5 separate regions of the Mus musculus genome follow, and regions 1, 2, 3 and 4 are each linked to region 5. Evidence: chromatin loops called from intact Hi-C (ENCODE). Cell type or tissue: left cerebral cortex. All regions are shown on one strand. Each heading gives the region's core, and the rest is flanking DNA. Links, peaks and the distances in the headings are about the cores only.

Region 1 (5,951 bases), core at 406-5,405, 330 kb before region 5:
CCTGCTTACCATCTTGTCTTCTATAAAAAAATAAATTTAAAAAAGTAGTTACACAGGACTGTTGCCTTTGGTGAAAGAGATACTGCCTGGCACATCTCAATGTGCATACAATGAGAGAAATGGTCATGATGATAGATTTTTTTTATGAAAATAGATATTATCTGGAAGCTTTTTATACTACTGTAGTTGTATCTGGTTGCCTCTGGCTATTGCAGCTGAATTCTATTATGTGATTTAAAAATGCCATTGCTAATAGAACTGTTCTCTTTAAGACCTTGACAAATTAAGCCAGAATCTAATGTGGATAGCCTTAGGTCTTATAGACGCTTGACTAATGGGTCTGTGATAAAGATACATAATAGTTAAAGGATCCAGGGATGCAGATAGCATCACAAGGCACGTTTTCTGAGACTGCTGCTCTTCTATCAAGTAATCAACTGTTTCAGACCGTTAAATTCACTGGTGGACACTCATCAGCCACAGCCTGTATTTAAGGTTTCCTCTTCTCTCTATTTTTGAATCCATTTTTCTGGTGATTCTTCATCTGCATTCCTCCGGAGAAATGGGTAAGACTTTAGAAGATACAAATCAGAGACTCACATGTGTAAAACAAAGGCTCCTCTGGGTTTCTAATACCAATATATCCCATCACTTCTTCTTGGGATCCCACAGTGAAGTGGGTGGCCAAGCCATGTGCCCTTAGCCTCCTCATCTTCTGCTTGGACACGGCCACAGGCATTGCAGTAGTGTAATTTTTGTTGTTAACGTGACACATACTGGAGTCACCTGGGACAAGAGAACCTCATTTGAAGAATTGTCCCAGTCAGATTGGCCTGTGGCTGTCTGTGGGGGAACTGTCTTTGTTTTTTTCACTGAGACGGGGGAGCTCCATCCCACTGTGGGCAGAGCTATTCCTTAAGCAGGGGGTCTTGGGCTGTGTTAAAAAGCTAGCTAAGAGTGAAGCAGTCTACAGCATCCTCCATGGTTTCTGCTTCAGTTCCTGCTTGAGCTTCTGCCCCGACTTCTATCAGTGATAGAATGTGACCTGGAAGTGTAAGACAAATAAGTTCCACCCCAGGAAATGCTGCTTTTGATAAGAAGTCTTCATCACAGCAGCAGATCCGTCTGGAGGTGTTTACTACAGAGAAGCTCACAGCATTGCAGAAATTCGGTATAGGGGAGTTTATGGAAGCCATGTAACCGTGCAATGTAACTAGTGGGACAGAGAGATGTAAAGAAGAGATTGAATTTGGTGGAATACTGTACAGATCTGTGAGACCATGTAACAGCTACACATCATGGGACCTGACAAAAAGAAACAAGAATTACAGCAAATTGTAAAGCACAGAATTCATGTAAACTGAACCTATGTAGTAGACACATAAAGCTACATTTTACAATGACACGTGCACGTGTAAGAAATTACCCAACTAATTTGAATGAGTATTAATAGGAGAGAGGTGTGGTCTTGAGGGCAGAGGAAGGAGTAAAAAATGAAAATCAAACACTTCCTATGGGCTGGGGGCTAAGTCCGATACCTGAAATTTAGGTCTTTGATTTCCTGGGAAAGGATGGAAGTTGTTCACTGAGAGCAAACACTACAGGGAAGGCTTTCATGACATTTATTCTGCTTCTCTTTTATTATAAGTAAGTGCATTGCTAACAGCATACGTGGATATGCATCTTTGCATAATTCATGAGTATGCTCAATCAGGTCTGACCCACAGCCTCTCTGGAGCAGTGCTTTTCTCTTCCCTGTGGCCTATTTTCTGTTGATTCCACTGTGTCCCCATTGCCCCTGTGTTGGTTCTCCTCAGAGTTAAGGATGGTTGCGAAGAATACTCCATGCCTTGTTAGATATTGCTCAGAATATGATTTTTATGTGTTATCACCAATCCTGCTCCCTTCTTCCATCATCCCACCCCATCTATGGTTCTCTGGTGCTAAGGAATGAAACCTATGGTCCCTTTCAAGATAGAAAACCATATTCTACCACTAAACTATGTCCCCACCGTGTGAGAGGGGCTCACTTTTATACAGTCAGCAGGAGGTTCTGTGACTGAATACATACCACATGGAATGGGTCTCCTTGATTTTCTGGAGAGCTGGGGTTTCCCAGTCAGCAGTGTACCACTGGTGCTGTGTGGTTCTGGGAGGAGGCGCCTTCTAGAGAGAGAATAGATGAATGGCATGCTGCCTGCCTGTGTAGAGATTTTCTTAGACTGTATTTTATTTCCCATGACCAAGTAAAATGCTACTCCTGGCAGGAGCACTTCCTGAGTTTAGTGTTTAGCATGTTTTACTATTTATCTCTTAAATTATTCTGACTCATTTTACCTCTTGCAAAATAGATAATGCTGCTGTTTTCTAGGCTGTGGCTGCTGGCAGAAAATGGTATTAGTGAGGAAGTCCTGGGCCTCTTAAGAGCCGACTTTTAGTTTATTCAGCTACTGGCCTAGTTTCACCTTTGCTGCTGTGATAATATATCCTGATAAGATTCAACCTGAGGGAGAAAGCGTTTATTTGGCTCAGAATTCCAGAAGTCAAGGCAGCTGGCTGTGTCACATCCAAGAGCAGAGAGAGAATAAATGTGTCCAACCCAACACTCAGTAAGCTTGCCCTACTCTTTACATAGTCCATGACCCCAAAGTAGAATATGCTGACGTCCACTTTTAGATGGGGCCTTCCCATATCAACTAAGGCAATCAAGACAACCTCTACCCAAGACATGCCCACAACCAACCTGACCGAGACAATTCCTTACAGAGACTCCTAAGTGGTTCTAACTTGTGTTAAGTAGACAATTAAAACTCTCACAGTGCTCAATCCCTGAGCATAGATCTCAATAAAGATAGGTTGGTTGGTCAGAGGAAGAACAGTAACTGTGTATCAAGTTGTTAGTTGGTCTATTAAGTGGAGTGTAGTAATCAAGAACATTGGAAGATATGTAGTAGGCTACATATCTTGAGTGAGGCAAGGAAGCCCTCATACTCACAGTCAGAGGTCCTGTCCTGAGCCAAGGCACACTTGGATTTTCCTAACATAACCTCACCAGCTCCATCTGCAGAGTGATGCCTTGCATCACACAATACAGAAGACACAATACCTGAGTCATTTTCCTGCCCACTCTTGTGCCACAATTTTGTGATTGTCTTTCTCAGTTTCCGGGGAAAGGGGATCATTCCTGTGGGAGGTGGCGATTTGTTCCTGCTTCAGGAAATAGCGCCACAGTTCTGTCTCCCAAATTGGCAAGTGAAACAGATGTTATTAACTTTATCTCTAGGGAAGACTCCTTATAGGTGTTATAGGAGCTCGCTGACACTGGCTATTATTTTTTCTCACCTAGATTGACATGTGGGTACACACACACACACACACACACACACACACACACACACACACACACACACACACGACTAGACTGCACAACTCTACTAGGGAGGTAATCGCTTGTGTTTTGGATGAACTTCAGCCAAGAGGTCATTGGCATAATGTAATGACAGCTGTCTTAGTGGTGACATAGTGTTCTATTTTCATTTCAGTGGCTGCAATAAAATATCCCAACAAAAAACAACTTGGAGGAGAAAAGACTTATAATGCAGGCTATAGTTCATCGTTAGAGGGGAGCTCAAGGCAGTAATTTTAAACAACTAGTGATATCACATTCACAAGAACAAAGAGAAATGAATGGATAAACCCTCTTTTGGCCATTTGAATGGATAAACCCTTTTTTGGCCATTTATTCTGGGCTTGATCTTGTTAGTCCTCTTTTCTGCCTAGGAAATGATGCTTGCCCACAGTACACTGGGTCTTCCCCTATCAATGAACTTAAGATCATCTTTCCCAGACATGCCCATGGAGATGCTCTTCCCAGGTGATTCTAGCGTGTACCAAGCTCACAATTAAGCTAGGCATCACACAGGGGAAGATGACAGCTGCATGTATATCTGCCCTAGTCTTTCAGAGATTACCCCAGAGCCCTTGCTTCCTACATCAACAGTCTCCCTAATATCAGTGTCCCTCATCAGAGTGGATCGCCTGTAACAGCTAGTGAACTCATTCTACATATCCTCCACAGTGGACATTAGGTCTCACTCCTGATGGTATATCATCTACATCCTACAAGTTTAGAAGGACACCAGGCAGATTTCATGCACCCACCATTACAGAGTAGCTTCCCTAACCTAAAGTCCCTTCACCTTGCTTCACCTTTCTACCCCCAACCACTCCCAGCAGCCACTGCATTCTCTTTGATTTTCCCATTTTTTATTAGATATTTTTTTTATTTACATTTCAAATGCTATCCCGAAAGTCCCCTATACCCTCTCCCTGCCCTGCTCCCGAACCCACCCACTCCCTCTTCTTGGCTCTGGTGTTCCCCTGTACTGGGGCATATAAAGTTTGCAATACCAAGGGGCCTCTCTTACCAGTGATGGCCGACTAGGCCATCTTCTGCTACATATGCAGCTAGAGACACAAGCTCTGGGGGTACTGGTTAGTTCATATTGTTGTTCCACCTATAGGGTTGCAGACACCTTCAGCTCCTTGGGTACTTTCTCTAGCTCCTCCATTGGGGGCCCTGTGTTCCATCCTATAGATGTCTGTGATCATCCACTTCTGTATTTGCCAGGCACTGGCATAGTCTCACAAGAGACAGCTATATCAGGGTCCTTTCAGCAAAATCTTTCTGGCATATGCAATAGTGTCTGGGTTTGGTGGCTGATTATGGGATGGATCCCCCGGTGGGTAGTCTCTGGATAGTCCATCCTTTCATCTTAGCTCCAAACTTTGTCTCTGTAACTCCTTCCATGGATATTTTGTTCCCTATTCTAAGGAGGAATGACGTATCCACACTTTGGTCTTCCTTCTTCTTGAGTTTCATGTGTTTTGCAAATTGTATCTTGGGTATTCTAAGATTCTGGGCTAATATCCACTTATCAGTGAGTCCATATCAAGTGAGTTCTTTTGTGATTTGGTTACCTCACTCAGGATGATATCCTCCAGATCCATCCATTTGCCTAAGAATTTCATAAATTCATTGTTTTTAATAGCTGAGTAGTACTCCATTATGTAAATGTACCACATTTTCTGTATCCATTCCTCTGCTGAGGGGCATCTGGGTTCTTTCCAGCTTCTGGCTATTATAAATAAGGCTGCTATAAACATGGTGGAGCATGTGTCCTTCTTACCGGTTGGGACATCTTCTGGATATATGCCCAGGAGAGGTATTGCTGGATCCTCCGGTAGTACTATGTCCAATTTTCTGAGGAACCTCCAGACTGATTTCCAGAGTGGTTGTGCAAGCTTGCAATCCCACAAACAATGGAGGAGTGTTCCTCTTTCTCCACACCCTCGCCAGCATCTGCTGTCACCTGTGTTTTTGATCTTAGCCATTCTGACTGGTGTGAGGTGAAATCTCAGGGTTGTTTTGATTTGCATTTCCCTGATGATTAAGGATGTTGAACATTTTTTTTTCAGGTGCTTCCCAGCCATTCGGTGTTCCTCAGTTGAGAATTCTTTGTTTAGCTCTGTGTCCCATTTTTAAATAGGGTTATTTGATTTTCTGGAGTCCAGTTTCTTGAGTTCTTTGTATATATTGGAAATTAGTCCCTATCAGATTTAGGATTGGTAAAAATCCTTTCCCAATCTGTTGGTGGCCTTTTTGTCTTATTGACAGTGTCTTTTGCCTTACAGAAGCTTTGAAATTTTATGAGGTCCCATTTGTTGATCCAGCCACTGCATTCTCATCAGGCATCATTGCCTTTCTCTAGACTCTCACCTAGTTGGGATCAGATAGTGTATAGCCTCACGTTGGCCTCTTTTACTGAGGGTTCCTCCATCCTGTTTCATTTCTCTTTAGTGCTGGATGATATTCCACTTTCTGGACGTAACACAGTATGTTTATTACCTCACTGAAGGATATACTGGCTACTTTGAAGTCTTGGCAGTTT
Region 2 (5,951 bases), core at 583-5,582, 500 kb before region 5:
CTGGGAGTGAGGGCGGGGCAATGCTCTGCTGTCTCCACTGCAGAATTGGCAAGCACTTCTGTCAGCAGGAGAGTGCCAGTCCTTAGCTGTAGAAACCTTCAGATAACCTGACTCACGTCCTACAGGGTGTCATCCTGTCCTGGGGCAAATCGATTTCAATTGTCATTGACTTGAACTGTATTGTAAGATGACCTTGAAATAGCCACAGAAGCCAGTCTTTCCTGCCACCTGCCTGAAGACAACAAACCAAAGGGCAGAGTACTTTAGGGCAGGGTGGGGATGGGGTGGGGGGTGGGGATATGGTTGGGAGGAAGTGGGAGGGAGCATGCTCCAAGTTTAACCTTTTCTAGCTCAGGTCTCCCATCTTGCTCCTGGGTTGAGAGTCCATTGTTTCCAGGGTAGAGTATACTGTTTGTGAATATGGTATCTGAGTGGGGACAGCTGAGTGGCTCAGCTGCCCACCGACCACACTTACCTTTTGTTAAGTCTCAGTGTATTCAAAACATTGTACTCCTACTCGCTGTGACCATCCTGGGTTGTCAGAGTCTCCAAGGACTAGTAAAACCAAAGTCCCCGCCCACATATTTAATGAGTTCATTATCCCCCAAATGAGCTTTAGAGTCACCTCAAACCAGGAGCTTAGCAAGCCATTAACTGACATACTGGAATTGCCACCCTTTCCTGGTAAAACCAAGTGTAAGTGGTTGGTGAAGGGTGAAGGTCGTGGGGTGAAGGGTGAAGAGTTGAGTTATCTGTTTTTTTTTTTAAAGGTTTATTTATTTTATTATACATAAGTACACTGGTCTTCAGCCACACCAGAAGAGGGCGTCAGATCTCATTACAGATGGTTGTGAGCCACCATGTGGTTGCTGGGATTTGAACTCAGGACCTCTGGAAGAGCAGGCAGTACTCTTAACCATCTCTCCAGCCCTGGATTGTCTTTTTAGGTAAGAGGTTTATTGAAAGAGTCCGTAACAACAAAGATGGACAGACAGCAGCAGTGTTTGAACGTCTGAGGAGGTTCAGGTACACATGGCAGAGTGGGATTTCCTTCTTTGGGGTATCAGAAGAAGTGGGGGAGGCTCTATGCCCTCTGAGACTGACAGGTTCTATAGCATATGTTTGCAGTCCCAGTGCCTCAGGCTCATCCACTCATTTCTGGATGGCCAGAGGAAAGAGAGGGAATCCATTAGTCTGGAGCCAGTATGTAAAATCGTTTTTGGGGGTGAGGAGAGCAAGAATCTGGAAAGACAAGCTCATGGAGGAAGGTTACTAGATGGAGTGACCCTGGCTGACCACTGGCATGGGAAAGTATTGTTATGTGCACCTGGGGGGGGGGGGGATGAGTTGCATATTGTTTTATTAATTTCAATTTTTTTTATTTTTAATCTTTTGTGTGTAAGGGTGTTTTGCTTCCATGTATGCCTGTTCACCATTTGTGCCCACAGAAGCCCAAAGAGGATGCTAGATCTCCCGTAACTGGAGTTCCAGGTAGTTGTGAGCTGTCCTGCGGAAGCTGGGAGTGGAACCCCGGTCCTCAAGAAGAGTAGCCAGTGCTCTCAATGGCTTAGCCATCTCTCCAACTCATGGTGCATATAGATGCTAGGGAACTTCTTACGTTGCATAAGTATTATCACCTGAGGCTGTCAATCACCACATAGCTGTTTCTATTCCATCCACACTCTCACCCTAGCTGCACTCACCATCTCCCTCGCTCTGTTAACTCCAGACCTCCTTAGCTCTTTGAGAACCTGCCTTTGCATTGTAAGGCAAAGGCAACACAGTCTCTTATCAGAGAACGGGGTGGGGGGGGGTTACAGAGGGCGAATGTTTAGCTGAAATGATCCTCAGAGAGTCAAGAACACAGAAGACTCAGGTGTCAGTCCCTCCCGTCCCTCTCAGACTTCATCCACACCAGAAATCTAAAGTAAGGCACGTGGGTGGAGGGGACCAGAAGTCACGTGACCAGATCATTGGTTCCTGAGACACAAGACAGAATCCAGTCTCATCTTCTAAGGTGACAGTTAGCTACCTGGAGGAGCCTTACTGTAGGTGCTTATTATGTGCATAGCAGTTAACTGACTTTCTATCCATGTGGAGTTTGTCATATATATCTTAATAACCATTGTCGATCCTGGAAAATTATGTATCATCAGGTGTGTGATGGTCTCAGTTACCTCGAAGTCACAATAGACAGCTGTTTCAGCAAGCTGTAAAACCTGTGTGTCTAGGATGTCACTTAGCTGGTGTCTTTTCTTCTTTATTTTGAACATTCATCTCAAGGTGTAATGTAAGGGAAAAGCCTGCCTAAATCCACCAACATTTTTTTTCTGTCAGTCTAGTTTAGGAGGACCTAAGATGTTGTCTAAGTGAAGAGACACCATGATCACAGCTCTTATGAAGGAAAACATTTAACTGGGGCTGGCTTACAGTTTCAGAGGTTTAGTCCATTTTAGTCATGGTAGATATTGGTATTGAAGGAACCAAGAGTCCTATATCTTGATCCACAGACAGCAATAGGAGATTGCCACACTAGGCATAGCTTGAGCATAGGAGAACTCAAAGCTCGCCCTTCTAGTGACACACTTCCTCTAACAAGGCCACACCTACTCTAACAAGTCCATACCTATATCTCCTAATAGTTCCACTTCCTATGGGACAATCATTCAAACACATGAGTCTATGGTGGCCGTCCCTATTCAAACTACTGCAGATGTCATCTCTGTCTCTATATAACGTGTACAACCTTTAAGGGTTGTACTTCTCAATAAAACCCCAATAAAAACTTCCTGATGACAGAGTCAAAAGTGTTTCCACATCAAACTTGGAAAAGCACCCTAAATATACCTTACCCCACCGGAGCAGGTACCTCTGCGGAGGTAGGTATTACATACATTTTTGAATATGAAGACTTTCTTCCTGAATATGCAGACTTAGAGAGACCTCAGCATCTTGCAGTGGCGCCATTTGACCACAAGGTGGCAGAACCCTCCAAACATATGAACTGGAAAGCTATTTAGGCCATTTGCTCTAATCCCACGCATTACCCACGGACATGGGTAATTTTTCGGCTCTCATTCTGTGGGCACTGTCATTGGCTATAGTAAGAATTAGCCTACGATCAAATGCTCAAATAAAGCCAAACTCTGAGATTCTCACCCTTTTATTTTCTGCCTGATGCTTCGCTTCCTTCTTAACAGGACAAGGGGGAGGGAGACACAAGCCCGAGCATCCCAGAAGGGGCTAGAACATTCGGCTCTGCCGTGATGAGTTAGTTTGACAAGCTAAATGATGATCCAACAGGAATGGGGGCATATTAATATCGTTGTTTCCATTTTGGGCCTTTTCTTGCAGGTTGTAAGATACAGTACTCTGCAGCAGCGCCTACACGGGGCTATCACAGAGCCCTGCTATTTTAATCGGCCTAATTGGGTTTCTCATCTCTGTTAGGAGAGCTGGAAGGTGTGGGAAGATGAAAGAGGCGTGGAAAGACACTTAATTGGCTCTGTGTTCCATATATCTTTATGTAACCGCGAGGAGATCTTATATAAAGAACGCGTAGAGGGAGAAGAGGGAAGTGGGGGTACAGCTGATGGACGGACACTCTCTAGGCACCCAGCTTGCATGAACATTTCAGCCAGCAGTGACAGAGCAGAGAAACCTGCCTCAGAAGGCGCTTGTCTCCTATCTCTCAGATGATTCGCGTTGCTTCTACTTGTAGAGATTTTGCCACACAAGGTTAAGTAAATCTTGGCAAGACATCACGATCATAGCAGAAAACATTCCCAGTTAGTGTGAAAATAAGAAAGCAAAGCCATATGGATTCAGGACGTGTGTGTGTGTGTGTGTGTGTGTGTGTGTGTGTTTATAGGACAGAGGTTGACATTACGCATCTTCCTTTGTTCTCTCCTACTTTGCTTTTTAAAGACAGGCTTTCTCAAAGAGACCCTGAAGCTCCCAGATTGGGCTTGATTGGCTAGCCAGCAAGCCCAAGGACTCTCATGTCTTCTGTGTGTCTCTAGTGCTAGGATTACAGGTGTCTGCTAGCATTCCTAGCTTTTAAATGTGGGTTCTAGGCATTCAAATTCAGGTCCTGTGATATATGATCCCGGGATAAGCAGCACTTCACCAATAGAGATATCCCCCAGGCTCAAGGGCTTTCTTGAATATTCTGCAGATATGCTACGCTGTGTCTGAAAGCTCTTTGACCCAAGCTTTAGGAATTACTTGTTTCCCATTAACCACTTTGCCTCTGATGAATTATTGAAACAGTGCCTCGTTTAAAGAAAGCAGAATTTGCGTCTTTTCTCCCCCAGGTATTAATCTAAGGCCACCAGGAGCTCTTGGCCTAATCAAAGCTCACCAAGGTCCTGCTGCTTGCAGGCTGGGGGCGGCTTGAGAGCCCTGGGTTCAGGGGAGGTGCTGGGACAGCCTTGGCTCAGCCAGGTGCTGCACTGCAGAGCTCGCTGCAGTCAAGCCTGCAGCAGGCCAGCCAGTTCAGCCCTGTTAAAGTCACAGCGCTGACTTATCTGTTTTACTGGCCACACCCAGGATGCTACTAATGGTTGAAGAGCCAGCTTCCTTTGGGGCTCCACTAGTCAGTCCAAGCTCCAGGGCTGTAGTCTGAGGAGGGGGAGGGAGAGATTTTTAGATTATATTTCTTAACAGCATTGTTACACTATCCTGGCTGCTGAAAACTCAGCCTTATTTCCAGGGTAAAATTCTTCTTATATTCTCACCTATGTAGCCAAGCCCATTTTAACTTGTGTGGGGACCCCTAGAAAGAGTTATTCTTCCTGAGTTAGTGACCACAGGGCCCAGAAAAGGGAGCAGGGTCTCGCCATTCATTGCCAAGTTGCTTGGCAGGAAGTTCCTTTTATAATTCCCACATTCATCTCACCTGTACCTAAGCTAGACCATTGGACAGACCTGGTCACAGAGAAGAAACACAGGGACCAACAGAACTCTTTTTTCTCCATGTGGTATTTAAAGGATGCAGAGGTCCAGTGTTTTCTTCCTCAGTAGGGGGATAGATCACTGGTAGCATATTTATATAAGACAATAGAACACAATCATCAAAAAGGCTCTCTGTTTTACTTTTTTATTGAGAATCTCATATTCATATACAAGGAAACATGATCATACACACCCCTCTACGTCTCCCCTTCAACTCTCTATATCCCCCCACCCCCAACACTGCCTCTCCCATCTTCCCGTCTTCTTTTCTCTTGGTGTGTCATAACCCACTAATTCTGATTGGTGTTGTGCATATGTGCCTGGGAACCCACAGTGGCCACACCCTCAGGGAAGAATGATATCCCCCTCCCTCAGCACCTACCAACTGTCACTAGCTCTGCAGCAAGGGGTGGGGCGTAGATAGTCCCGAGCCCTGAATCTGCTCCTTTCCCAGTACACAGCCGTAATGAACTGTCATCTTTTTTTGTTTGTTTGCTTTGTTTTCTGAGACAGGGCTTCTTTGTGTAGCTTTGGCTTGTCCTGGAACTCACTCTGTAGATCAGGCTGTCCTTGAACTCATAGAGATCTGCCTGCCTCTGCCTCCCGAGTGCTGGGATTAAAGGGGTGTGCCACCACTACCTGGATGAACTTTCATCTTTTCACTCAAGAGTCTTCTCTTGGCATATTCACTTTTTTTCTTGTGTGTTGAGGAAACTATTAGGTAAGATAGAGTTAATTTTATCATAAGCACTGAGGTACTGTGACAGTTGGATAACTCGTGTGTACTAGCCCATCAGGAGGGTAGAATATACAGTGCATATACCCTGGAACAGGATGATGATTTATGTCCTGGGCAGGTTAGGGCAGTATGTCTTGAGATTCCCCTGCGATATTCAGAATGTTGTGCAATTGAAAACTTAAGGAGTAGGTTACTTCTGGAATTTTCCATTTGATATATTCAGACTGCCATGATCACAGACTGAAACACAGAAAGC
Region 3 (5,951 bases), core at 333-5,332, 370 kb before region 5:
TCCACCTTCTCTTCCTTGGGTGATTCTTTGGTGACTTCCTTCTTCTCTTCCTCAACTTTCTCTTCCTCCTTGTGCTCACCCTTCCCGGCCTTGGCCTCTGGTTTTGGCTTTACTTCTTCCACGGGTGATTTGGGCATAGGGGATTTGGCTTTCTCAGGCTTCTCGACCTTGATTTCCTCCTTGACAGCCACTTCCTCAACCTTTCCCTCAATTTTCTTTTCCTCCTTAGCTTCTGCTTCCTCTCCTTCACCTTCTGCCTCGGTTTCTCCTTCTTCTTCTTCCTGCTCACCTTCATCTTTTTCACTGGAGCCTTCCTTCTCAGATCCCCCCTCTTCTGCCTGGTCTGACTTGACACCTTCATCTTCCTCCTCTTCTTCCTCCTGGCCTTCCTCTTCTTCCTCCTTTTCCCCTTCCTCCTCCTCTTCCTTAGCCTCAGGAGACTTCACGGGAGACTTTTCGGCTTCTGGTTCCTCCTCCTTTTCTTCGGCCTCTTCCTTCTCCTCTTTGGCGGAGGCTGCCAACTCCTCTGCGATGGCTGTGAGGGTTTCTTCCATTTCTGACTTCTCATCTTCCACTTTAGTTTCTTCGATGATCTCCTCCACAAATTTGTGTTGGACCTTGAGCTTGGGGGCCTCGACTTTGGTCTTCTGAATCTTACTGGATATTGTGACTGAGGGCTGTCGGTGTGTGTACAGAGGCCCGGTGATGCTTCCTGAAAATGTGCTAAATCTGGTCTCTTCCCCCTCTAGGAGTTTCCTAAGGAGAGAACCAAAGAGGATGAGACATCAAGAAAGACTTGTTTGGTCTTCTAATCTTCATTACCACAAGCTTAATGTAGTGGGCACTTTTGAATAAATAGAACCACGTAAGGAAATACTCTTTCTACCAGGGCAGTGAGTGCTTACTGCCATTTCATCAACATGTTTATCATATCCTGGGGCAGATTCTCCAAGAGTGCCAGACAGTCCTCTGCTGTAGTGCCTAGCCACTCCCAGTAGACAACTAACCACACCCAGTCAGTAAATGCATCTCTGCGGCAGGCATGCAGTTGCGCGGCAGGCATGCAGTTGCGCGGCAGGCATGCAGTTGCGCGGCAGGCATGCAGTTGCTGTAGGTGTAGTATGAATGTGCTAAAATGGTCTCTAGTGGCCAACCCACTTTGTCCCCCAAACGGTGTCCTCCCTCATCATTTGAATTGCCAAGATTTCTATGAGTTTTAAAAGCAAATAAAATGTTCAATTTAAAATTAAAACTATTGAGCATAAGTCAGAATGTTGATGAATTTAAATTATAGCTACATACGAATATAGGTGAAGCAAATTATAATTTGTTCAGTGACAGAATGTCTCTTGGTACAGTCGTTTGGTTCCCTTAAAAAGACAGTGCAGCTTATTCTTGCTGTAACAGCCTTACAGGAAGTGACTGCCTCCTCAAGAGCTGTATGCTTTGAGTCTGGCCAACAGAAAGACAGCATTACTCAGGAGACCTAGATAGAACCAGTTTACAGATAAAGAGATCAAACCTATATTTGCCTATATGTCTAGTTCTATATGTTTTTATACATACACGCTTGTCTAGATCTAGATATGAGGGTATCACACTTTACATATGTAGATAAATATATATTAAATTTACATTTCTATCCAGATTGAATGCATGTATATTATCCATAGACTTAAAGTAAGTGCACCTATATTCTAGTGTGCCTATATCTAGTCTCAGCCAGAGGATGGCAACAGTAAGCTGTAACAGAAAGAGAAGAGAAGCATGACCTGGTGTTTGTCCTTGGCTTTATAAAAGAGAACCATCAGATGAAATACTAAAAATGAAAACTTCATCTGCTTGTCAGACATACAGACGCTTGAAACAAAAATTTAAACCTATTGCTACGCCCCCAGCAACTCAAAAGTACTATTCTTTGGTGCATATTTGGGCTTTTTCATACAATATATTTTGGTTCCCTCCCCCAGTTCCACCCTCCTCCCCGATCTTCTCCGTAGTCACTCTTTAAAGCTGAAGTAGGTTGGTAAACCTGTATCTGTAATACTTAGGATTCTGTTCGTAACTGAGCTGGGGAGTCAGGGCTCTGAGCCTGTCTCACTAGGCCAGCTTTGGTTTAAGTGGGGAAGGCTGTTCGCAGCAGCCTCTGCAGTGCCTGTAGGGTCTGGACCAAGTCTGCAGAGATCCTGTACCTGTACGCGGCGATCTCGATGTCCAGGGCCATCTTGACGTTAAGGAGATCCTGGTATTCTCGCAAATGACGAGCCATTTCCCACTTGGTTCCCCGAAGTTCATTTTCCAACTGCTGGATGGTGTCCTGAAAGGTACAGGGAGTCTCTAGAAACTTCCTTCACAAGACACTTGCTATTCCCTGCCCCGAGCCCTTTCCTACCCACCCCCGGAATTCCCCCTTCCCCGCCAGTCCCATGAGCCTCGCAGACATCCCTCCTAGCTATCCCTCCTTCTTTTATGATAGTAAAATTCAAAACAAAGCAACAAAAATCAACCAGACAGTTCCTAGGCACAACACACACGGAGACTGGCAAGCCTAGAATGCCCCTAGAAGGGAGCACTGAGGAATCTGAGGAAGGTCCCTAGCGGACTTTGCCCCCCCCCCAATCCCCGCCCAAATTTTGGACTGAAGCCAGCTTTGAGAGCTCCGCCCATCGCGGCTGGAGGCGGGGGGGGGGGGGAGTGGAGAGTAAGGGGGTGAGGAGGAGGGGTGGAGATATGGGTGGGGGAGGGGAAGGGGAGCGAAGAAGGAGGCAGGAATACAAGAGACTATCTGTGCTCCTGCTTATTAAACGGTGTGTTTCTCAACGACCAGAATGTGCCTTTTTACTTTTACAGTAAAATCTATCGTAGGAAAGCAAGTTTTTGAAGGAGATGGGAATTTCTAAGTAGTTGCGGCAAGTGGGTGGGACAAGGAGGAGGGGCGGAGCACAGACCTTGGGCTTTGGCTAACCCGCGTCTGCGAAGCTCGTGCGCGCACTGGAATGCGGCCACCAGGGAGCGCGACCAAGAGGGCCTCTGGGCGCGCTCTCGAGTGTCGTGTCGGGGGCGCGCGGCGCTGGCGCTGGCGCAGGCCGGCCGCGCAGCCGCGGTTCCTACCTGGTAGCTGCTGAGGTCGTGGTTGTGGCGCTCCTCGATGTCGCTGAGCTGCCGCTCCAGGGACTCCTTAGTGCCTCGCACCGACTCGAGCTCGATGCTCTTGGACTGCAGCTGGCGCCGGTACTCGGCGATCTCTTCCTTGGCAGAGCGAATGGCCTCCTTGTTCTGCTCGGCCGCCTCGGTGAGCTTGGCGTAGCGGCATTTGAACCACTCTTCGGCCTGGTGCATGTTCTGGTCTGAGTGACACTCGAGCTGGGAGCGGATCTCCTTCAGCGCCGTGGAGATGTCTGTCTTCAGGTAATCTTTGCGCTCTACCGTGATGTGCGACGCCTGGATCTGAGCCAGCAGGTCGGCCACCTCCTCTTCGTGATTGCTCCGCAGGAAAGCCACCTCATCCTGCAGCGACTGCACCTTCTTGTCCAGCTCCACCTTAACCATCGACGACTCTTCGATGTCTTTGCGCAGCGCGCGAATGGCAGCCTCGGTGTCGTCCCGCAGCCGCGCCTCCTCCTCGAAGCGCTCCTTGAGCCGGTGGATGTCTTCCTCCAAGTGATCGGAGTCCAGCTGCACTTGAGCCTTCTCGTGGTTCACCATCTCGAGGGTGGCGCGCAGCTCTCGGATCTCCTGGTCGTAAGCATCACCCAGCTGGGCGTGCGAGGCCTGCTTCTGCCGCAGTGCCTGGATCTCTGCTTCGATCTCCTTGTTCTGTTGTTCCAAGTAGTGCACTTTCTCGATGTAGCCGGCGAAGCGGTCGTTCAGCCCCTGCAGCTGCTCTTTCTCGTTAGAGCGGGACAGTTTGTAGTCGCCGCCGGAGCCGCCGTTGAGCAGCGACGAGGACTGGCTGAAGTCGAGGCTGCTCTCGGCCGAGCTGAGCATAGCCGAGCTGTAGGCGAGACGCGGGGCGAGCGCGCTGCGCTTGTAGGAGGAGGACACGGTGCTGGGCGAGCCGCGGGACCAGGACTGCGAGCGGAAGCCGCTGGACGGGGAACCGCTCACGCGGCTGAAGCTGGAGCGGGTCTCGGTGACCCGCCGGTAGGCGGACGGGTTGCCCAGCGAGTCCAGCGTGTAGCTCATCTTGGAGGCCTTGGGGTGTGTGGCTGTCACAGCGTTCTGCCGGCCTCGCCGCAGCCCCTTTATAGCGGAGCAGCTGGTCCCGGGCCAGGGCCCCGCCCCGTGGAGGCGGCGGCCGAGGAGGCGGGGACTGCGGGTACCGGGCCGGGGGTGGGGGGAAGGGGGAGACAAGCCTTGCGGTGATTCAGCGGCCGCTCCACGTGGGCCCGCACCACACTGGACCCCACACTTGGGTGTCGCCGGGCCGGCCTTTTCCTAGCGTCCCCTTGAGTTCCAGACCTCTTGTCACCCGGTAGCTTGCCCTTCTCTGCTTTTTCACCAGCAGTTTGCAGTTCACAGCTTTGGCGCAAGTGCCCTTTCCCAGCGCCCTTTCTTTGTCTCGCCACTCTCGGCCCTCTGAGCAGCTCTTCTCTGGCTTCCTGACTTTCGTCTGGCCCCCTACCTCTTAGTCTCTTTCTTCCTTACTTTTGGCCGTAGGGTCCGCTGTTCTTTATCACACACACCCCTCCCACCTCTCCACGAGGCCCTTCTCCCTCTACTTTTTTTTTTTTTTCTTCATCCGGCATTTCCCTTGAAGCCCTTTCCCCTGGGACTTTTTTTCTTTGCAGCCTCGACTTTCACCCCTTAACCCCCAACTCTCTTTTTGTTCCCCCATCCATCCTTGTCTTTCTTGTCTCCCCCCCCCCCCACTCCTCGTCTTAAAGCAGCAAGAGATGAGCTGAGAGTTATGCAGAAGAAAAAAAAGAGAGAGTTTTTGAGGAATGGCCCGCCGGAAACCTCCGGAAAGGGGACAAAGAAGACAGGCCGGGGTAGTCATTTGTGTTAAAAGTGGAAAGTGGCACTCCAGTCTGCTTAACTGTTGGGGGACGACTGCAGCTTCCAGCAGGTAAGGCGCTGTGACGCCCAAGGATCCGGCAGCACCAAGGACAGCGCCCAGGCGTGCCCATGGGATTCTGCTGGGTTCGCAGCCTACCAGAGTCCAGAGGAGGGTCACTTCTGGCTCATCTCCTCCAGTGAATACTATTAAACCTGTTTGTAGGGGCTGTTTGTTTGTAGGGAACAAGCTGGAAATCCCACACTAAGACAGTGCAGAGTTGGCACAATGAACAGACTGCAGATTTTGAAATCAACTAAAAGCCATTCAACTCAGTTAAGGAAAATAGAGACTTGAAACCCAGTTTGACTTTACCAATAAGTGAGGGATGTTAGGGAAGGAGGAGACACAAGGCCTGAAATTTGAAGGTCAACTACTCACCGGGAAGGGGAAATCCGAGATGAAAAAAAAAAAAAAACCCAGGGAGATAGTGTGTATGTTAAGTTTGAAAACTGCATAGTCATCTTTCTGTCTGGGTACTACTTACGTGTACTGTTACAACCGACAGGGCAACTGAATTAGTTTTAAATTAATTGAAAGGTAACTGGACAGCCTCATCTCAGTCTTGAATAAGCCAGGTGGTCCCTCTGCCCCCATTTAAAAACGCAACCTATTTCCTTATGTTGATTTTGATGACCGATTTGGACCCACCATCCCTTAAGCATGCTTATTTAAACAAACATTCTACAGGGGTTTCCTTTGACTGTATATTTGAACTGAAAATGTCCTTCTATTTTGGATTACAGTTTGGGAAGATTCAGAGTGAAAAAGTTCAGAGTCTTGACAGAGAAAGTGAGAGATGGACTGCAGTCCTGCGGGGGTGGGGGTGGGGGTGGGGTGGGGGGTGTCACAGGAAGGAGTGGGCGTTGTGAAATGCTTACTGTGGGTCAGAATA
Region 4 (5,951 bases), core at 460-5,459, 410 kb before region 5:
CTCTCTCTCTGTCTCTGTCTCTGTCTCTCTCTCTGTCTCTCTGTCTCTGTCTCTCTCTGTCTCTCTCTGTCTCTGTCTCTCTGTCTCTGTCTCTGTCTCTGTCTCTGTCTCTGTCTCTCTCTCTCTCTCTCTCTCTCTCTCTCTCTCACACACACACACACACACACACACACACACACACGAGCACCTAAGATCTCTGAGAATGACCTGTAACTCTGGCGGAAAAGCACTGGCAGAATGGAAATGAACCACACCCAACCTTTACAAAAGATTGAAATAATAGAAGTTACATGGAGCGAGCTTGGGGGAAACAATTGAAACTCCTCTTCTATATGAGTAATGGGAAGGAAGAAAAGCCATGGCTTATTCAAGACTTTTTTTCTCTGTCCCACCTCCCAACCTCTTCAGTCCTCTTGTTCAGCGATGAATGAGAAAAAGAAGATACAGGCTACAGAGAACCATCTGAAGAAACGCTTGGCTCTGTATGCCAGCCACACTCAGGCAGCCTGGTGATTAGGTTTGAAAGCTTAGATTGTGTAAACACGGGTGGGCTTCTAATATGGCTTAGACTTAACAGCTTTAAGCCACCAGCAACCTTACAGAAGTCTTCTGCTTCAGCCCAGTTTTCTTCTTTGAAGGGGCGAGTTATCAGAATCACAGTATGTGTAACACGAGAAAGGAATATACAGAATTAAGCTCCCTTCATCCTCTGTTTGGTCTCCAGAAGCGACCGAGTACAACTCCAAAAATTTCACTACTTTTTACTTGAAAACGGTAACCTCCCACTGTGCCATTTAAAGGAATCAGCAAGCCAGCGATACATTGAACAAATTAAACAAAACGCCAAATGCTTGCTTAAAGGTTTTAGTTATTTCTTACAAATCTGCAGTATCTCTTCGGAACTGCAGGCGCTCACAACGCGAGTATGAAAATGTTGCACCCACGTGCGTTTGGCGTGCCCACTCTGGTATCTGGGTGCTCCCTGAAGGAAGCCCATAGGTTCCTAAGTGTATCTATTATCTGTGAATTTCAGCAGGCTCCATGCAGCGTTCTCTTCCTGAAGACCACACCCAGAGCGGGTAGCCCTTTGCAGCAGTCTCTCTCTCTCTCTCTCTCTCTCTCTCTCTCTCTCTCTCTCTCTCCCCATCTACCTTCATGGCTTGTTGAAACCATCAGGTTGGGGTACCACACAGGTGTTAAAAAGAGGAGAAGAGGCTTTTGAGGCGTTGGAAGTATGAATAGCTCAGTGAGGATAAAGGCACCCTGAAGTTCTCCCGCGGCCGAGCGCGCCCGTCTTTTGCCTTGCAAATCTTTACCTGGCTGGTTCCAACCCCTCCTAAGCATTCCCGACTACATTTCTCACAAAGAAAGGGGAAATTCTATGAAAGGTGTCAGACAAATTAACTGCTGTAAAGGTTTTAAAATGCCAAAATGAACACCCGCTGTCCTGCGGTTCCAATGGTGTGTAGTGGTGCAATTTCCCTATGTATTGAGAAGAAGAGTAATACGGAAAGAAATAGAAATAAAAATAAAAGGAGGCAGGAGAAAGTGGGGCGAATTTAAGAAAACGTCAGAAAATAGCTACAAAGACATGCAAAACTTTTCCTGCAGTAATGCCGCAAGAACATTAGCTATTGTCAGCAACCCAAACGTGCTGCTTAAACACGAATCAGGGTGCTTGAGAGGGTCCCTGAGGCAAAAAGGGAAAGCTGGGAGTGGGGTGGGGTGGGGTGGGGTGGGGTGAAGGTGTCTTTGTGACATTGGATGTTAAAAGTTGATGTGTCAGTAGGGATCGCGAACCTTTTTATTTGGAACATTTAAGAGTCCTAGTGATGTGGGCTTTAGGTATTAAGAGGCAGGATGGGACGGGGGAATAGGAAAGGAAAAGAATAAGCAGGGAAGTTATGGGGGTCTCAGAGAAAGTAGGGGTCCTCATAGAAAAGCGGCCAGGCTGGAGCCGCAGCTCGCTAGCCTTCTGTCGTTCGCCCCCGCCTTTGCTTTTGCGCAGAATCCTCCCCTTGGCTGCAGCAACGCGCTGCCCCCACTGGCCTGCGCACGGCGATCGATCACAGTCTGCGTCAGAGTCCCGGCGTATAAATAGAGGTGGCAGGACCGCGCCGAGCCGCACACAGCCATCCATCCTCCCCTTTCCCTCTTCTCCCCCGTTCTTCTCTCTAGGTCCCCCATCTCCGCCCCGGGCCTGAGGGGCGCACCGGCCGCCACCATGAGTTCGTTCGGCTACGATCCGTACTTTTCGACCTCCTACAAGCGGCGCTATGTGGAGACGCCCCGGGTGCACATCTCCAGCGTGCGCAGCGGCTACAGCACGGCGCGCTCCGCGTACTCCAGCTACTCCGCGCCGGTCTCCTCCTCGCTGTCCGTGCGCCGCAGCTACTCGTCCAGCTCTGGCTCTTTGATGCCCAGCCTGGAGAATCTCGATCTGAGCCAGGTAGCCGCCATCAGCAACGACCTCAAGTCTATCCGCACACAAGAGAAGGCACAGCTGCAGGACCTCAACGATCGCTTCGCCAGCTTCATCGAGCGCGTGCACGAGCTGGAGCAGCAGAACAAGGTCCTGGAAGCCGAGCTGTTGGTGCTGCGCCAGAAACACTCTGAGCCTTCCCGCTTCCGCGCCCTGTACGAGCAGGAGATCCGCGATCTGCGGCTGGCAGCGGAAGACGCCACTAACGAGAAGCAGGCGCTGCAGGGCGAGCGCGAGGGGCTGGAGGAGACTCTGCGCAACCTGCAGGCTCGCTATGAGGAAGAAGTGCTGAGCCGCGAGGACGCCGAGGGCCGGCTGATGGAAGCGCGCAAAGGTGCGGATGAGGCCGCGCTCGCCCGCGCCGAGCTGGAGAAGCGCATCGACAGCCTGATGGACGAGATAGCTTTCCTGAAGAAGGTGCACGAGGAAGAGATCGCCGAGCTGCAGGCTCAGATCCAGTATGCTCAGATCTCCGTGGAGATGGACGTGTCCTCCAAGCCCGACCTCTCCGCCGCTCTCAAGGACATCCGCGCTCAGTACGAGAAGCTGGCCGCCAAGAACATGCAGAACGCCGAAGAGTGGTTCAAGAGCCGCTTCACCGTGCTAACCGAGAGCGCCGCCAAGAACACCGACGCTGTGCGCGCTGCCAAGGACGAGGTGTCGGAAAGCCGCCGCCTGCTCAAGGCTAAGACCCTGGAGATCGAAGCCTGCCGGGGTATGAACGAAGCTCTGGAGAAGCAGCTGCAGGAGCTAGAGGACAAGCAGAATGCAGACATTAGCGCCATGCAGGTATAGTACGGTTTAAGCTCAGTGGGGGTGGGGAGGTCCACGGTAGGGGCGGCGGCGGGGGGGGGGGGAGTCAGGGTGTACCCAGAGAGTGAACGCTAGGGGGTTCTAGAGCACAGAGCAGCTATCAGAGGGCTTGGCTTCCGAGAGGTTGTGGAAAGGATGGGGCATTTGGAGGGGGCGGGGCGCGACTGCTGCCTGGGGATTGCTTGTTCTGGTTGAATCAGGGTTGTTAGGGGTGAGTTGGGAGGAAGGGGCGGAGGGAGTCGGAGTTGGGCGTTGCCAAGTAATGCCTTCTCTTTACTGACAACCCTTAACTCCCAAGTTACCCTCAGTACTTCCTGGATCTCCTGGTTAATAAATATGCCTGCTAGCTCTCACTAGTTTTGGGCCACCCAGCCTTGGGATAGTTTTTTTTTTTAATAGGGACACAAGAATACAGTCACAATATTTTAGCAATTAATCACTGCAGTCCATTAAAAAAAAAGTTCTTCATCTTTGGCGGGGGGAAGCATTTTAGACAAACAGCTACACAAATATATATAATTTAATTTTTATTTATATATTTATTTAGACAAACACACACACACTATATATATATTCCCCTTCCCAAATGCGACCTGGCTAAAAGAAATGTGACAAGGGTGGTTAATAATAATAATAATATCATCATCAATTTGGTAGTTTTAAAAGACAGCTTACCATAATCAATTGAGAACAATTTTCAAAATTGTTCACATCAGTCTACTCCCCTCCTCTTCCTCCTCTCCTTCTCTTGCTTCACTAGACTGGGCATTTTAGGCCAACCCCTCCCCCTATGCCCCACCCCACCCCATTATTTTAAGGGAGATTTCTGGAAGGTGTACACTTTGGAGTTAACTAAGACCAGAACTTATCATGGATACTACAGTAAAACAAATGCAGTAGAGATTTGTGTTTTGAATTTTTTAAAACAATCTTCCTACAGGACACAATCAACAAACTGGAGAATGAGCTGAGAAGCACGAAGAGCGAGATGGCCAGGTACCTGAAGGAGTACCAGGACCTCCTCAATGTCAAGATGGCCTTGGACATCGAGATTGCAGCTTACAGGTAACATCAGGGTGGTGCTGGCAGTGGGCATGGCGGCTCAGGACAGAGCAGATGACCCAGTCAGTGCAGTTATAGTGAGTCCCACGTGCTCTAGAATAGTCCTACTTTGGTCTTCCTCCAAGAGGGTACAAATGTGTAGGGAATTAACCCTGAAGTAACATAAGCCCTGTTCTTAGCATTCATATTTTAAACCTAATAGGGATGCATAGAAGGTCTTTTTGGGTGGGGTCTCTCGTGAACTCCTTATTAAATTTTGATTATGCCTAACCGTATTTGTTCTTGTATTTGCCTTTGAGGTTGGTTGTAGAGGAAAGTAATGAATGTGGGCTTAGAGCAATGAACACATCCAGCCTTGCTCTAACTGTACTCTTCATTCCCTCTCCACCAGAAAACTCTTGGAAGGCGAAGAGACCAGGCTCAGTTTCACCAGCGTGGGTAGCATAACCAGCGGCTACTCTCAGAGCTCGCAGGTCTTCGGCCGTTCTGCTTACAGTGGCTTGCAGAGCAGCTCCTACTTGATGTCTGCTCGCTCTTTCCCAGCCTACTATACCAGCCACGTCCAGGAAGAGCAGACAGAGGTCGAGGAGACCATTGAGGCTACGAAAGCTGAGGAGGCCAAGGATGAGCCCCCCTCTGAAGGAGAAGCAGAAGAGGAGGAGAAGGAGAAAGAGGAGGGAGAGGAAGAGGAAGGCGCTGAGGAGGAAGAAGGTATGAAAAGCATTAAAAAAAAACCCTTTCAGAATCTCTATTGCAAATTGGCTGTGGATTTTTATTGGGAGATCCATGACCTATGCAGGCTTTGCTTATCTAAATTCTATGTGAGCTTTGCAGTCATAAACAGTGCACATTTAACGAGAACACACACGTTTAGTAAGCACAGATGGTAAATTATAAAACGTTCATGTACACTCATTTAACACAGTGGTTTGGTACCCAAAGGAACATTTGATGTTGGCCAAAAGACAAAGAGTTGATTGCGCCCTAAAGAACATCAGTGCCAGACATATGAAATTACTGAGGGCAGCTCTTGGAGAGGAGATGAGCTTCCAGTACCTGGAAGCAACCTCCTTTTACATATCCTTTAGGAGAGTGGGGCCAAGAAGTTTTTAGACACAGTCTGACAATAGTGATTATTAGCCCACAAAGCCTCAGTAGAAATGGTTTGCCTAGACCTACCCTGGAGTTTTGTATTTTCTTTTTATGTTCAAGCTGCCAAGGATGAGTCTGAAGACACAAAAGAAGAAGAAGAAGGTGGTGAGGGTGAGGAGGAAGACACCAAAGAATCTGAAGAGGAAGAGAAGAAAGAGGAGAGTGCTGGAGAGGAGCAGGTGGCTAAGAAGAAAGATTGAGCCCTATTCCCAACTATTCCAGGAAAAGTTCTCCCCAATCAGGTCAACCTCATCACCAACCAACCAGTTGAGTTCCAGATCCTATACAAATTAAGAAGTCAATACATGTATAATTCTGAGATGACTTAGGTTGGACTTTCAATGTTGTGCTATGAATTTCCTCCTTACGCAGAGTATCTGTTTGCTTGCAGAGTGGCTTTCTGGCTTGCTGCCAGCCTGTGCATGGTCCATGCTTATGAGTT
Region 5 (5,951 bases), core at 607-5,606:
CATTTACATCTAAACCAATATTAGTACATCTATTTTATATTTCTGATATAAGGGTTTAGATCATTATTAATATGATATATAAGAAAGACTGAATACATCATATATTATGTTACATATATAACATACATGTGTTCTATCATATCACACACACACACACACACACACACACACACACACTACTTTTATTGAGCTCTTCTGCCCAAGTGATGACAGTTTTTCACATCAGTGAGATACTACTGATGGACATATGAATTCATTTTTCTTCTATATTGCATGAAAGTGCCTCAGTATGGAGGAATCAAATGTGTTCACTATATTGTATTGTATATTGAAGTTGTCCTTTCTTTATTTCTACCTAGTCCATCACATAGTAGGCTGGGGCTAGGATTAGGGTTACATTAGGGTTATGTTTAAGATTAGGGTTAATGTTGGGTTACATTTTGGGTTAGATTTGGATTAGAGTTATGGTTAGAGTTATATTAGTTAGGGTTAAGGTTAGGTTGGAACTCAGGGTTGGACTGAGGCTAAAGTTGGACTATATCTTAAGGTTAGTGTTTGGGTTAAGTTAGCGATAAGATGGGGTTAGGGTGAAATGACTTCTGGAACTCAAGATTTGGGTTAGAGTTAGGATTAGCACTGAGGGTTAAGGTTAAGATTAGTTGAGTTCTGGAACTCAAGGTTAATATTAAGGTTAGAGTTAGGGCTAGGATTAGTATTTGGGTTGGCCTTAAGGATAGGGTAAGTGACCTTGGGAATTAAGAGTTATGGTTAGTGTTAGGGTTATGGTTAGGGTTGGGCTTTATTAGGTTTAGGTTTAGGGTTGTTGTATGGTTAGATGAGTTTTGGAAATCACGGTTAAGTGAGATCTGTAAGTCAGTGTTATGGTTAGCTTTAATGTTAGTGTTAGAGTTGTGGTTAGGTTTGGATTGGGGTTATAGTTAGTGTTTGGTGAATTCTGGAATGGAATTTGATGTTTAGAGTTAGGTTTAGGTGAGCTTTGTAACTCAGATAGGTTTAGTGTTATGGTCAAGTGACACCTACAAGTTAGCATTATAGTTAGGTTTAGTGTTAGTTTTGTTGTTAGGGTTGAGTTGGCATTAAGGTTAGGGTGGTAGGTGACGTCTGGAACTGTGGATGATGGTTAGAGTTAAGATTCAGTTAGCTTATTTCTGGGCTTAGGTTATTTCTACAACCCAGGTTTAAGGTTAAATTTAGGATTTAGATTGGTGTTAGGATTAGGTTTAGATTTGGGGTTAAATTAGGATTTATGGTTAAGGTTAGAGTTAGGATTAGTTTTAGGGTTGGCATAGGCTTATAGGTTATAGTTATGGTTAGTATAGGTAAGGTTGAAACCAAGGTGGGGTTAATGTTAGGATTAAGTGTTGATCATTTCAGAACTTGGTAATATCTTCTTCAGAGTGAACATTAGAGACCTTTCAGAGAAGATTGAGTTAACGTCCAGTCACCTTTGCTGATGAATCTGGTGTTCTGCAGTCCTGAGTCAGACTCTAGATGTTGCTTGCTTGTTGCTTCCAATCCTTAGTTTTGACATCAAGTTCCTAGATGACTGTATGAGTCATCTCAAATCATTTATTTACCTTTTCCCGTGAAATAAGCAGTGATTTCTTTTTTCTGAATTCCTGCTCAAATGACTGTTGGCCATTGACATTTCTCTTACCTCTAGGCTCGACTGTATCAAGCTAGAGACAATTTGAAGATGAAATTGTTATCTTGTGGAGATTGCAAGTGGAGTAAGGGAAGGCTGTGATCTACTGTCTCCCAGATATCCTCTTCTAGGGTCAAATTTTCTGTTCCCAGTGTACCACTCATAGTGCATTTTGTTTCCTGGGAAATCTGTGGTCATATCAGTCAGCTCAGGACTTGGGTAGCTAATGCCTGCAATCATGACTTTGCTTTGAGTTCTGTTCAGATTTCTGTTTTCCTAGTTGGCAGCTGTGAGATGGTATTTCATACCTGTGATCACAGAGGGTTGGGAAGTTTGGTGGGTGAAAAATATGACTGAGAATGATGCATAATAATTTTGCTTACACAAGTCTGAATTTGGTTGTGTGTGTGTGCATGTGTGCACGCACACACACATGCATGTGCGTATTGGCTCATCAAAACTGTATTTTATTATCAGAGGACTAATACAAAACATGTTCCTAAGGCTAGACCTTTGAGTTTGAGAAGCTGATTGCACTACGGATAAGTAATCTCTTGATATACTCTTTGACTTGTTTTGCTATCAATTTTCTTGAGCTATCATTTGAAAATAATAGCTCAACTTTAAGCTATCAGTTGAAAATAACAGTCATAGAGTTGTTTCATGTTACATAAAATAATGTAAATGAACTAATTACTTACGTAGAGTAATGTCCTACATACAGCGCATGCTAGGTAAATATGTTTTTCTCAAGGCAGATCCCTGATATCCCTAAGTAAGCAGTTCTGGCTTCGGAATTTCCGTGAGATTTTCTAAAACAGTTCTTATACAATCCTTTCCCAGCTAGCATCCCTGTGCTCCCAAGAATCCCTTCCATACCATTTGTCCCTGAAGATCCCTGAAGCCTTAAAGTTATCTATATCTTCTTTTCTTAGCAATCAATATCCATTACACATAGCTCAGGATTACAGATGTCCTGTGAAAGACATTAATGGAGCCTGTCAAGCCCACAGCACAGCCATTTCCTTATAGAAAGGTTCTTGAGCCTTTTAAAAGCTTGACCTTCAGTTAGAAAGTGATCGGGAAGCTTCCAATGAGCCTGAGAATCTGATCAATATTTCTCATTCTTTGGCCATGGTTAGCAGAAGGACATCAATTGTCACCAACAGTCTACCACAAGTCAGATAAGTCCCTCAAGTGTCCAGCTTTTTCCCCCATTTGACCACTCATTGCACATCCTTGTGTGGGGGTAGAAGGGCTTTTCAGGTTTCCATGGCAGCGGAGGGCTATGCTAACTTGCTGACCTTCATAAAATAAATGAGCAGATAGTATAGAAAAAAAAAGAAAGAAATTAACTACATCTCCCTTTAGCATTTAGAAGTCTGGATTATTGGGTTCTGTTGTGTTCCAGTGTCAAGAGCTTCAGAGTTGAGAGCAAAATGACTTGCTTTTCTGGTTGGAAGTCTCTATTCAAAGGTATCAGACTGGCAACAATTTCTCCCTTTGTTTGATTTAGGTGTGTAGCCAAGAGAAAAAAAATGGAAGCTGGAAAAAGTCACACTAATTTCCATTTCTAAGAATTGAGAGCGAAGTTAGCAATTCCTTTAGTAGGTTTATTTCATCACTTTGAAAGTCTGGTAAAATCCCATTCACCTCAAATTTAGCTAGCTATGTCGCCATCTTGTGTCCCTTCTGTGAACTTCATTGCTAGAAATAGTTCTCTCTGTTCAGAATGTCAAGAAGGTAGCTTTCCGATGTCAGCACGTTTAACATGAGTTTTGAGTTCTGTAGTCATTGCCGGGATAGAATTGAAGAGAGGCCCATAGTAACAGGCATGCTTATTATATGTTCGGAATCCTGGTGGGGGACACGCAAAGGTGAGTTTTTGTTGTCTTTTGAGTCATTAAGGAATCTACACTGATCATTTCTATAATTCGTTTTTGTAGCACCACAGCTTCATTGCTCACAAAACTGACATAAAAACATATTTGAGATTCCTTAGCACCACAACCTTTGGAAAATATCATAAATGTATATTCTGCCTTATATTCCTGAATGGTTGAGAGGTGCCCGAGTACTCCTCACAATCCCTCTGTGACCACATGTTTCCTCAGTGAGCAGCCCCCGATGTGTTTGATCATGTTTCAACTCACTGTATTTCATCCCAATTTTCCATGAGTTGCTCCGTGTCTGCACAGTTTAGAGGTCAGTGATTTGGACAGTGTTCTACCTAAAACTGAGGAATCAGTGACACATATATCATGGTCACTGCTCAGCTGGTTTTCAGTCTTCACTCTTAATACTATGGCTCCTGACCATACACTGAAGAATGTATGTATGGATGATAGAAACATCAATACTTGGATTCATTCTCACAGTTGCTCTCTATCCAGTGACCTCTGGCTGGTCCACTCCTGGCCTCACTACAACCTACAAGCTCAATTTCACCAAGGCACACCTTTGTTCCATTTTTCTGCTACAGGGCTTGACACTGGTGCATGTAAAGGTCTTGTTTTTTTTTTTTTTTTTCCTACAGAACATTGAAGGCCAGTTAAAAATCAAAGGTCTGGGAGTGAAGCTCGACAGTAGAATGTGTGTCTTGCATACACTAGGACATGAATTAGATGCCCAGTCCAGAGGAAGAAATAGCAATAAATATAGGGAAGAAATTAATTGAAAGATACTGAGACCTTGCAAGAGACAATGCTCACGAGAGACCCAGAAGCTTCATCTTTCTCCACTTCCTTATGAATATGTCTCTTTTCAGGACAAACAGGATATGACTCATCAACAGAGGACAGTGTAATATCCCAAACAGAACATCCCACAGGGTACTGACAGCAGCAGCATTGGGAAGACTAGATGACGTCACTGAGATGTGAGATGATTCACTTGGACAAGCCTGGAGGACTATAGGTAAAATCTAAAAGGGTTTGCTTTTGAGAAGGTCCCAAGATTATCTTTAAAAAGAATAAGCAGGTTAGAAGTCCAGAGATTTTGTGTAGTGGGGAGATCACGTGGCTGGAGCTTGGAGAAAGGCTAGACATAGTTATAATTAGAGAAAGGAGAAATTTGGGGAACAAATAGCCAGATGTATATATTAAAAGCCAAGCCCAAGATAGAATAACAGTTGTGGTAAGCTTTTTAGAAGAGTTATGGCATAGACACCAAAGAAAAATAGAAAAAAACAACCAAGGAGGGTGACCCTTTTATAAAGAATCTACATGATAATAAAATGTGGGTATTGTCCATCACATGGCTCATTTTCAGGAGAATCCAGAAGTGCTCCTTTCCATTGATGTTGCATATAAGACTATTGTCTGGTGTCGTGGGACTGAGAACAGCCTGGGTCTATTCTGAGCTGCTCTGCACTATAGGAGACACCAGCTCAGGTTGTACCTGTTCTGAGTGACTCCATTTTATAAATTCTCGGGCTTTACTCTAAGTCACTCCATTTTGAGAACGAGAAAGAGTGACTCTACATTCTGTTTACAGATGAATTGACCAGCCACGCCAGCACACCGGGAGGCACAGGCTGATCATTTGTGCCAAGCACTAAGGACACCTGAAAATGTTTGATTTTATGTTGAATACTTGTTCCTGCATTTACCAGTCACACCAGAGAAAACTCCCTTATCTTGGACATAAACAGAATAGCCCAGACTAAAGGATGGCAGGCAAGCTGTCTGGATACCCAGTTACTTGACATGAGTCTCATTCAAGAAAAGAACTCTTGCTCCAACTCCCAAGTTTGAGTTCAGCTTCTTCTGCCTATGACATTCAGTTCACTTCAAGATGACTTTTGTGGCCTTCTGTTAGTAGCTGCATTTGACAACTGACCCGAACAGCCCCACACCTGTGTTTAGCCCAACTTCTTCTCTGGCCCCTAGAGACTGTTCCTAGACACCTGGGTCAGTGCTCTGTCTCTGTTCTCTGCAGCTTCACTAATCCTTTCTTAGTTATTCTGGAAAAGTCATAACAGTACATTACTGTGTATGATTTCTAAGTTGATATTAGTAATTAAGATATAATTAAAGAGCCTGTGACTGTCAATGGCCAGGCCAGCTCTCAAGCAAAAATCACAGCCAATGAAACTGAAGTAGCTATCACATGGATTTGCTGCTATTCCATGACTTCTGAAAATGTGGAAAGAGACAAATATGCTTATACTTTTCATATAACATTCTCAGAATTCTACCACTGAGCTACATTGAATAGCCAACCTTTTTTTTTTTTAAAGACAAACTCTCCCTATGTAGCTGAGACAGCTTTGAGCTCACTACAC

The links. Hi-C counts contacts between places; a loop is a spot of excess contacts. Peaks named below come from ENCODE experiments on the same cell type or tissue, not always from the same donor. Only the 100,000 strongest peaks of a DNase experiment are listed, where the experiment ranks them.
Region 1: a loop joins it to region 5, with 2.8 times the contacts of the local background. A loop is called at or near these places in 13 of 42 quality-filtered maps.
Region 2: a loop joins it to region 5, with 11 times the contacts of the local background. A loop is called at or near these places in 29 of 42 quality-filtered maps.
Region 3: it touches region 5 in a loop (4-fold over the local background); 3 of 42 quality-filtered maps call a loop at or near these places.
Region 4: it touches region 5 in a loop (4-fold over the local background); 3 of 42 quality-filtered maps call a loop at or near these places.

The regions. Positions count from the first base shown.
Region 1 is chr14:68,156,337-68,162,287 of GRCm38, forward strand. No RefSeq gene overlaps it. Among named protein-coding and RNA genes, the nearest start is that of Nefm, 34 kb to the left of the region's middle. In left cerebral cortex, for the core only: no CTCF peak of the experiment used is centred there; a DNase peak (open chromatin) is centred at 3,158.
Region 2 is chr14:67,990,344-67,996,294 of GRCm38, forward strand. No RefSeq gene overlaps it. Among named protein-coding and RNA genes, the nearest start is that of Gm41189, 43 kb to the right of the region's middle. In left cerebral cortex, for the core only: a CTCF peak has its summit at 2,968 (motif pointing right); DNase peaks (open chromatin) are centred at 3,026 and 3,412; H3K4me3 peaks cover 348 bases; H3K27ac peaks cover 1,207 bases.
Region 3 is chr14:68,120,629-68,126,579 of GRCm38, forward strand. Nefm (neurofilament, medium polypeptide) reads right to left here and starts at 4,376. Exons shown (of 3, transcript NM_008691.2): 1 at 3,112-4,376; 2 at 2,193-2,317; 3 at 1-756. The coding sequence starts at 4,185. It overlaps A230070E04Rik (RIKEN cDNA A230070E04 gene), which reads left to right and starts at 3,124. Exons shown (of 3, transcript NR_045897.1): 1 at 3,124-4,200; 2 at 4,890-5,068. In left cerebral cortex, for the core only: CTCF peaks have their summits at 1,706 (motif pointing right), 3,007 (motif pointing right) and 4,134; DNase peaks (open chromatin) are centred at 1,447, 1,835, 1,934, 1,948 and 5 more places; H3K4me3 peaks cover 4,415 bases; H3K27ac peaks cover 2,194 bases.
Region 4 is chr14:68,081,739-68,087,689 of GRCm38, forward strand. Nefl (neurofilament, light polypeptide) reads left to right here and starts at 2,125. Exons shown (of 4, transcript NM_010910.2): 1 at 2,125-3,271; 2 at 4,236-4,360; 3 at 4,749-5,068; 4 at 5,570-5,951. The coding sequence starts at 2,225. The coding sequence ends at 5,709. In left cerebral cortex, for the core only: CTCF peaks have their summits at 905 and 3,383; DNase peaks (open chromatin) are centred at 929, 1,275, 2,098, 2,583 and 1 more place; H3K4me3 peaks cover 3,180 bases; H3K27ac peaks cover 1,566 bases.
Region 5 is chr14:68,490,959-68,496,909 of GRCm38, forward strand. Gm31227 (a long non-coding RNA gene) reads left to right here. Exons shown (of 3, transcript XR_874755.2): 2 at 4,434-4,582; 3 at 5,162-5,901. Among named protein-coding and RNA genes, the nearest start is that of Gm41190, 32 kb to the left of the region's middle. In left cerebral cortex, for the core only: a CTCF peak has its summit at 3,351 (motif pointing left); DNase peaks (open chromatin) are centred at 3,352 and 4,502.